3 separate regions of the Homo sapiens genome follow, and all the other regions are linked to region 2. Evidence: read pairs that join two places in POLR2A ChIA-PET (ENCODE). Cell type or tissue: OCI-LY7. All regions are shown on one strand.

Region 1 (2,500 bases), 170 kb before region 2:
GGGACACAGGGTCACAGACAACTATTCAGGGAAGGAGCTTTAGTGGGAGATAGTTATAATAATGCACTATTCTAAGTTTTTTTCCTTTTCTATTTCCAACATATTGTCTCATGGGGTATCTAAATGCCAGGCTGTTTTACTTCAAACAACACATACCACACACCTTTAAGATTAATCATCTTACATTCTTCATTTTTTATTCTTTGTGTGTGTGTGAGACAGAGTCTCACTGAAGTGCAGTGGTGCGATCTCGGCTCACTGAAACCTCTGCCTCCCAGACTCAAGTGACTCTTGTGCCTCCAGCCACCCAGGTAGCTGGGATTACAGATGCATACCACCATGCCTGACTAATTTTATATTTTTAGTAGAGATGGGGATTCTCCATGTTGGCCAGGCTGGTCTCGAACTCCTGGCCTCAAGTGATCTGCCTGCCTCTGCCTCCCAAAGTGTTGGGATTACAGGCATGAGCCACGGTGCCAGATCACATTCCTCATATTTTAAAGGATTGGGTTTCCATTCTACCTACGTATTGGCCAGGTAAGTATCCTGGCGACTTCCTTCTTTCCTCATTGCCAACTGAAATGTATATGGTCTCTTTCCCCAAACTGCCCTGTTATGAATGGGTGTAGTAGATTTTAAGAACATGTGACAGAGGTGGAATTTCTTTAAAATTAATCACACATTTATCTGTTACCAATATACATATTCACCCCCACCTCCATTAACTGTACACATTGTCTTTTTTTTCAGCCAGAATATCTGTAGTTTTACTAACATGAATTCAATAGGCCATTTGATCTGTAAGATACTCTAGCTGTCATATACTTAATTATTTAATTTTAGTTAGATATATTCAGTTTGAGAAGTAACCAAAAGTTTCATTAACATTAAATAGGCGGTTGGACTTGAACTCAAAGATACCTTCTGACCCCATGATTCTAGAACAGCTAGGAATTCTATAGTGATTCATCATTTGCAGAATGCTTTTCACATATATTATTTCATGTAACCCCTTAAAAAACCCATGGAAATATGTGAAATTATTGTCATTATTTTATGCTGGAAAACAGAAATTTAGAGAGGTTAAGGTAACTCCACAGAGGCATACAGCTAGTTTGTGAGAGGGCCAGGAATAAAATCCAGGTGTGACTAAATCTCATGTCTTGTCTGCTATAGAACTCTAACTCCCAAATAGAAAAACAAAACTCAGTTAATCAGAAGGCTGACATTATATTTTATGGGCAGGCTTTAGCTTTCTTTATTTCATAAGAAACTAGATTTTTAAATCCCTTCTGTTAACAGTCTATTCTCAAAACTCATTCTGTGGTTTCCATTCATTTTGGGATGCAACGTACTTACCAAGGAGATCAGGCTGACAATACTTATATCAAAACTAACATTCTGGATGGCATATGCCAATGGCTTAGGGTCCATAGTGGGAAAGGTCAGTAACCAGGCAGAAACGTACATGATGGGAGCAGACACAAATGTGCTTATCACCATCCCTGAGGTTATCTGCAAAAATGAAATCAAACAGAGGAGTTACAATCTCAATTAAACAGTATTTTAAACTTTAAATAACCACGGCACACTAAAGCATTCTAAAATAAAAATGAGACACAGTAAAGACATTATAAAATCCAGCATGTTATCCAATACCATACTTCCCCTTTCTGAGAATCCTTAATACAAAATACAATTGAGTTACCTTGGTTCCTCTTCTAATCTATGCTTAATTTATATTTACGCATAATAAATACTAGAAATTTACTGTTGATGGTTAGTTATCCTCTAAGTTCTAGAAAATAAACTGTAGCAATGATATAAATAAACCTGTTTCACAAACTATGTGGCAAAAAAGAAAAGGAATTCAAAAAAAGAAAATTACCATGCAAATATTTATTTTACAGATTAAATAACAGAATTGACCTCCATTAAACAACTTAGTTCCTTTGTATTATATTTAAAAATCATTTACTCTGATGCTGTAGATACCATTTACAATACATTTAGACACTGTTAATAATTTGGTGTCAATTGATTTTAGCTATCTGCTGCAGTTATTATGCAGTATTTTGCATCTGGTGCTTGAAATTATCAATGATAAAATAGGCATTTTTTTCTTCAAAATTTCAAAGTTACCTTTCTGTAAATAATTTTTAGGTTTCTGTCTAAGTACAGAAATAAAATAGTTAAAACTAAAAAAACTGATTAAAAAAAGTCAGGGCTGACTAAAGACCCCAGATTAAATGACTGTTGTTACATTATGTTACATGATGCCTATTTCTTATAATGAGATAGCTTATAGGCATCAAATTCTCATAAAAAACAATGCTGCTTGCTCTGTCACCCAGGCTGGAGTACAGTGGTGCAATCTTAACTCACTGCAACCTCTGCCTCCTGGGTTCAAACAAATCTTGTGCCTCAGCCACCCAAGTAGCTGGGATTACAGGCAACTACCACCACACCCAGCTAATGTTTGTATTTTTAGTAGAGACAG
Region 2 (2,500 bases):
CCAACCCTCTAGCCGTCTTTCTGGCTCTTTTGCAGACTCTTCTCTAGGAAGCACAAGGCTGAAGACATAAAGCTCTGGCAACCGTCACACCTCACGGCCTCTTCACGGCCTGCTGGGCTTTGCTCTGGGCTGTGCCTGCTCCTTAAACTCTGGTGCCGGGAAAAGGATTTCCTCGTCTCATATTCAAGCTGTCCCTACTGCTGCTTCTCTACTCCTGTTTTGTGTTAGTAAAAGAAGGAAGGAAAGAAAAGGGGGAAGGAGGACAGTAGAAAAAATAAAAAAAGGAAACTTAAGAATTTATAATGACATACTATTTTAACATGAAATACAAGCCAAAAGATGAGTTTTATGAGATGAAAACCCCACAAAACAACAAACTTTTGCATATAACCTCGCAAGCACGTTTTTATGCACAGTATTTCTGTATTTTCTAACACCCTTTGAATGCCCCACAGATGTCTGCAAACACAGGCTGATCTGTCCCGTTTCACATTTACATTAACAGGTAAAAATGACAAGAGGCCTAGCTGAATTCCACGAAATAAGTTATTTAAAGAACATCCGAAGTTTTGTTCTTTCAGAAGCAGAGAAGTTCTAAACAGGGAAGCAAGAGATTCTGAGAATTTCATTTTCACCATAATGGCTCAGCGTTTGTTCCTCTAACAACGTGCAGTTAACAGCTGTGCGCTGGCTCTTACATTCAAAGCCAAAAAGCAAGTTCTTCACATTAAAGAAATCGTTAAAGACAGTTCAAGGAAAGAGAATTAGGTATTTTAGAGTGGCTACGAAAAGTTTTCCAGGGGGCAAAAAGCACTAACCTGTATTGTTTTAATCTGCTGAAAACAACCAACTTCTCGAGTTCCCCTGCTGTCTTCTAGCCAGTTTCCTGTAAATGTTGCATGTGACATTATACTTCCTCACTGCACCTTCTTTGACTCGCCTCCCTAACCGGTCAGAGGCATGTGATAAGATCAATTTGCTGCTTGCTTCACATGGGGGTAACCCTGTGTCTGCAGAAATGATTGTCTCCCCCAGCTTCTTTCAGGTGTTCCCAGGACACAGGTAAAGAGGAGATAAGCCAGGGGGAAGTCATGCCTGGACTCCAGGCACTCCTGACTCCAAAGGAACCTGAAGGGGGAAGGGAGAGACAGTCTTGAGCCCCAGGGTCACCTATCTTGAGACTGGAGTTCAGCAGCTGAGAAGGGGCAGAGCGCTCACAGAGGAGCCTGGGGCTTGGGTGCTCTGCTGTCATTAGGACAGCCCCTGGGACTGCCACCCTCAGGGCAGCTGAGGAAGGGCCCTCGACAGTGCTGCACCCAGGATGTCCCCACACTCCTCTCTGGAGGGCACCAACATCAAGGGAACACACTCAGGCCTTGGTTCATATTTCTGGATCCTGCAGCAACCATGGCTACACACCCTGAATTTCCTGGGACTCTCTCAAGTTCACATGTGGTCATGCTGTCAGACAGTGTGCCCCAATTGTTGGTTCGGAAAACAAAACCACTGTATTCTCAGCCTTCCAGGGCTAAATAACTGGGAGACATTTCCCTCCTGCTGACCTCCAAAATATGCCAGCATTTTGGTTTCCCTTGAAAGGGCTGGGCATCATCTTCCTCCAGGATGGTGCTGGGTTCCTGGCAGCGTGTGAGTCCTGGCCATGGGGGCTCTGATGGTGGCCTGACAAGAGCACCAGAAGAGTGCCGGCTGTGACCCTCTCTGCCCTGTACAGCTAGAGAGGCTGGAGGAGAGCTGGAGCAGGGACTAAGCAACAAGCCCAAGGGCACCATATCTAGCTTTCTTGTTCTACTCACTGGTGCCTTCTGTTTGTTTTTTTTTTTTTTTTTTTTTTTTTGTGATTCTCTCAGCCATCAGGAGGGTCCAAACATACTGGAATTTGTGGATATAGGAAGTGGTGGTGTGTGGGAGTCAAATGATCTCCTGGACCAAGGGGAATATTCCACAATTTATAAGACTTGACTCTGCAAAAACCCCAAAGTTGCTTCTATTTGGCTACCCTGGCATGATTATTTTTAAAAAAATGCTTTTAAATGGATTTTTTTGTTTGTTTTTTAGAAAGGTAACTGTAGACATATTCCAAGTCTTGAAAATATTACCCTATAATTCCCCGATGAAGTTTTCCATGGGAGAATACCGAGTAAGGAAACCAGTCCTGGGACTCAGAACTGTGGACAACAGTAAAACCCTGAAGTCTCACCACATGATTGCACTTCTGGCTTTGAAAACACACATAACTGTTTTTACCATTTTGACAGTTGATGGCTGGTTTTCTGATTGAAATGACATTTAGATTAGACAGTTGAGTCAAAATGGCTGTCCAAGCTATAGTAGACATGGCATTAACTTTAACATAGGAATAATGGTACAATTTTGCCATCTTGGAGTCAGAAATTGTAAGAACTTTGGAAAAACAAAATACTACATAGATGAAAAATGATGATGACTCAATTTGAATGTATTTAGAAGTCTCACATTCTGG
Region 3 (2,500 bases), 130 kb before region 2:
TTTTGTCAGCTGTTTAGGCATCTGCATACCCACCCTTGATGTGGAGGTTCTGAACTAATTCTGTCCCTCATAATCCATACTTACAATCCCACATGCCCACTGCTTCCGCAGTAATCCCTGCCTAGAGGGAAGGTGCTTATATTTCCCCTAGAGGTAAGTTTTAGCAGTGGGACATTAGCAATGAAAGTAGATTCAGCCCAGTGGGATTCTAAATAAGTTTTAAATTTTGGAGCTTTCAGGTACAGAGAGAAAGGTAGTATTTGTTGCTTTACCCAATTTTGTAAGCTATAAATAGCTCAAAAAGAAAAAGGGGTTTTTCGTGGTTTTCCCATCCACTGCAGTGTTGGACCATAATCATGGTGGACATGATGGAGTTGCCCAGGTTGCGCATCAACGCTGGCACGCTAGCTCAGTTCATCGATAAGCCTGTCTGCTTCGTAGGGAGGCTGGAAAAGATTCATCCCACTGGAAAAATGTTTGTTCTTTTAGATGGAGAAGGAAAAAATGGAACCATCAAACTGATGGAACCCCTTGATGAAGAAATCTCTGGAATTATGGAAGTGGTTGGAAGAGTAACCGCTAAGGCCACCATCATGTGTAAACTTATGTCCAGTTTAAAGAGGTAACCATCCTTTTGATCTTGGACTTTACAATGAAGCTGTGAAAATTATCCATGAGTTTCCTCAGTTTTATCCTTTAGGGATTGTGCATCATAATTGATCTTGATGGATTTTCATATGATTGCAAATGAGCTATATTAAAGACTATTAAAGGAAGCCCCTCTTGTTTGAGGGAGAGATTTCTGTGCTTTCTCATATTTAATTTGCTCTTTTTAAGGTATTCCAGCCTAGAGTTTTTGATGGAACTGATATATTGACAGGTCTCACCTAAGTCCTTTTATAAAGAATTGCTACTCCAATTTATGGTCAGATTATATGCAAGAACAAAGCAGTTGTCTGAGTTTAGGTTTCTATTTTATTAATAAAAACTAAAATGGTAAAGAAAAGAAAAGAAAAGAAAAAGCGGTTTTTGTTTGTCTGTTTTTTCTACTGTGGAAAACAAAACAAAAGGACATAAGCCCTGCCTGGCTCTGACAATGACAGGAAAGGGAAACTGACAAACAACAAGTAAACATTTAAATTATCTAATATTAAGGCACAGAACAATGATTTTAATTTGGATAGAGGACTGTTGCCAGGCTGGAGTGCAGTGGCGCAATCTCAGCTCACTGCAATCTCTGCCTCCTGGATTCAAGTGATTCTCCTGTCTCAGCCACCTGAGTAGCTGGGATTACAGGCGTGTGCCACCACACCTGGTTAATTTTTGTATTTTTAGTAGAGACGGGATTTCACATGTTGGCCGGGATGGTCTTGATCTTCTGACCTCATGATCCGCCCGCCTTGGCCTCCCAAAGTGTTGGGATTACAGGCGTGAGCCATCGCACCCAGCCGAGGAAAAATTATTAAATCAGTATTTATGCTTTTGAATATAGGTCTTGTCCAGTGTGATTTAAAAAAATTTTTTAGCTGAATTAAATTTAAGAGTTTAATTGAGCAATGAATGATTCACGAATCAGGCAACCTCATGAGATAGGCTCTGAGACTGCAGCACAGCCACGTGGTGGAAGAAGATTTATGGACAGAAAAAGTAAGGTGATGCACAGAAAATACAAGTGAGGTAGAGAAAAAGCTGGATTGGTTACAGGTTGGCATTTGCCTTATTTGAACAGTTGGCCTTATTTGAACAGTTGAACAGTTGGTTACATCTGATTGCCCAAAACTCGGTGATTGGCACAAGTATAGGCTACAGTCTGTTTATACCTCTGTTTGTTCACAATATACAGAGAAACCTTTAGGCCAAACTTAAAATATGTAAGGAGGCAGCTTTAGGCTAAACTTGTTTTAACAAGTGTAACATGAAAGTGGTTTCTTTTGGCTGTTACCATCTCTCAGGTCTGAGGATGAGGTTTTGGTTAAATTAAGTTTGCTGCCAGATAACAGTATTGACATTTAAGATTTACTAGGAGTCAAGTGTTCCTTTGAGATGACATAGGAGTACCTAGGAGTCACACCCCTTCAACTTAACAGCACAAGAGCTAGTTAACATATTTGATAAAGACCCTATTTAATGGGAATGGAGGGAATCTCTCAACTGATGTCTAATCATCAGGCTGGAGGTGATGATACTAAAGTTTATCTTAATTGGAAGCTATAGAAAGATTCTATAACCTTGGGGTGATTTTTATAGTTCTGATAAGGTCCCAGCAATAAATCTAAGTCAGAGGCTTAAGTTAGGATTTGATTTTTGAGACTGTTTGTCAAAAAATGTTAAAAGACTCAAAACATTTTATTGAAACAGAATCACGGGTCATTATAAAATAATAGTTATTCACTTAACCAGAGTGATAATAAAAAGACTTTATTTTTATTGTTATTATTTTTGAGACAGTCTTACTCTGTTGCCCAGGCTGGAGTGCAGTGACCTAATCTTGGCTCACTGC

Evidence for each region. ChIA-PET counts read pairs that join two places held together with the same protein. Peaks named below come from ENCODE experiments on the same cell type or tissue, not always from the same donor. Only the 100,000 strongest peaks of a DNase experiment are listed, where the experiment ranks them.
Region 1: POLR2A ChIA-PET joins it to region 2 with 11 read pairs; 3 of 35 experiments call an interaction of 5 or more read pairs at or near these places.
Region 3: POLR2A ChIA-PET joins it to region 2 with 12 read pairs; 3 of 35 experiments call an interaction of 5 or more read pairs at or near these places.

What each region holds. Positions count from the first base shown.
Region 1 is chr2:174,467,553-174,470,052 of GRCh38, forward strand. It overlaps GPR155 (G protein-coupled receptor 155), which reads right to left. Exons shown (of 16, transcript NM_152529.7): 5 at 1,360-1,515. Among named protein-coding and RNA genes, the nearest start is that of GPR155, 18 kb to the right of the region's middle. In OCI-LY7, no CTCF peak of the experiment used is centred here; no DNase peak of the experiment used is centred here.
Region 2 is chr2:174,633,700-174,636,199 of GRCh38, forward strand. It overlaps a transcript of WIPF1 not described here. Among named protein-coding and RNA genes, the nearest start is that of WIPF1, 37 kb to the left of the region's middle. RefSeq lists enhancers at 1,040-1,089, 1,100-1,189. In OCI-LY7, a CTCF peak has its summit at 1,304; DNase peaks (open chromatin) are centred at 92, 932 and 1,262; H3K4me3 peaks cover 1,508 bases; H3K27ac peaks cover 1,752 bases.
Region 3 is chr2:174,501,596-174,504,095 of GRCh38, forward strand. It overlaps the pseudogene RPA3P1. Among named protein-coding and RNA genes, the nearest start is that of GPR155-DT, 15 kb to the left of the region's middle. In OCI-LY7, no CTCF peak of the experiment used is centred here; no DNase peak of the experiment used is centred here.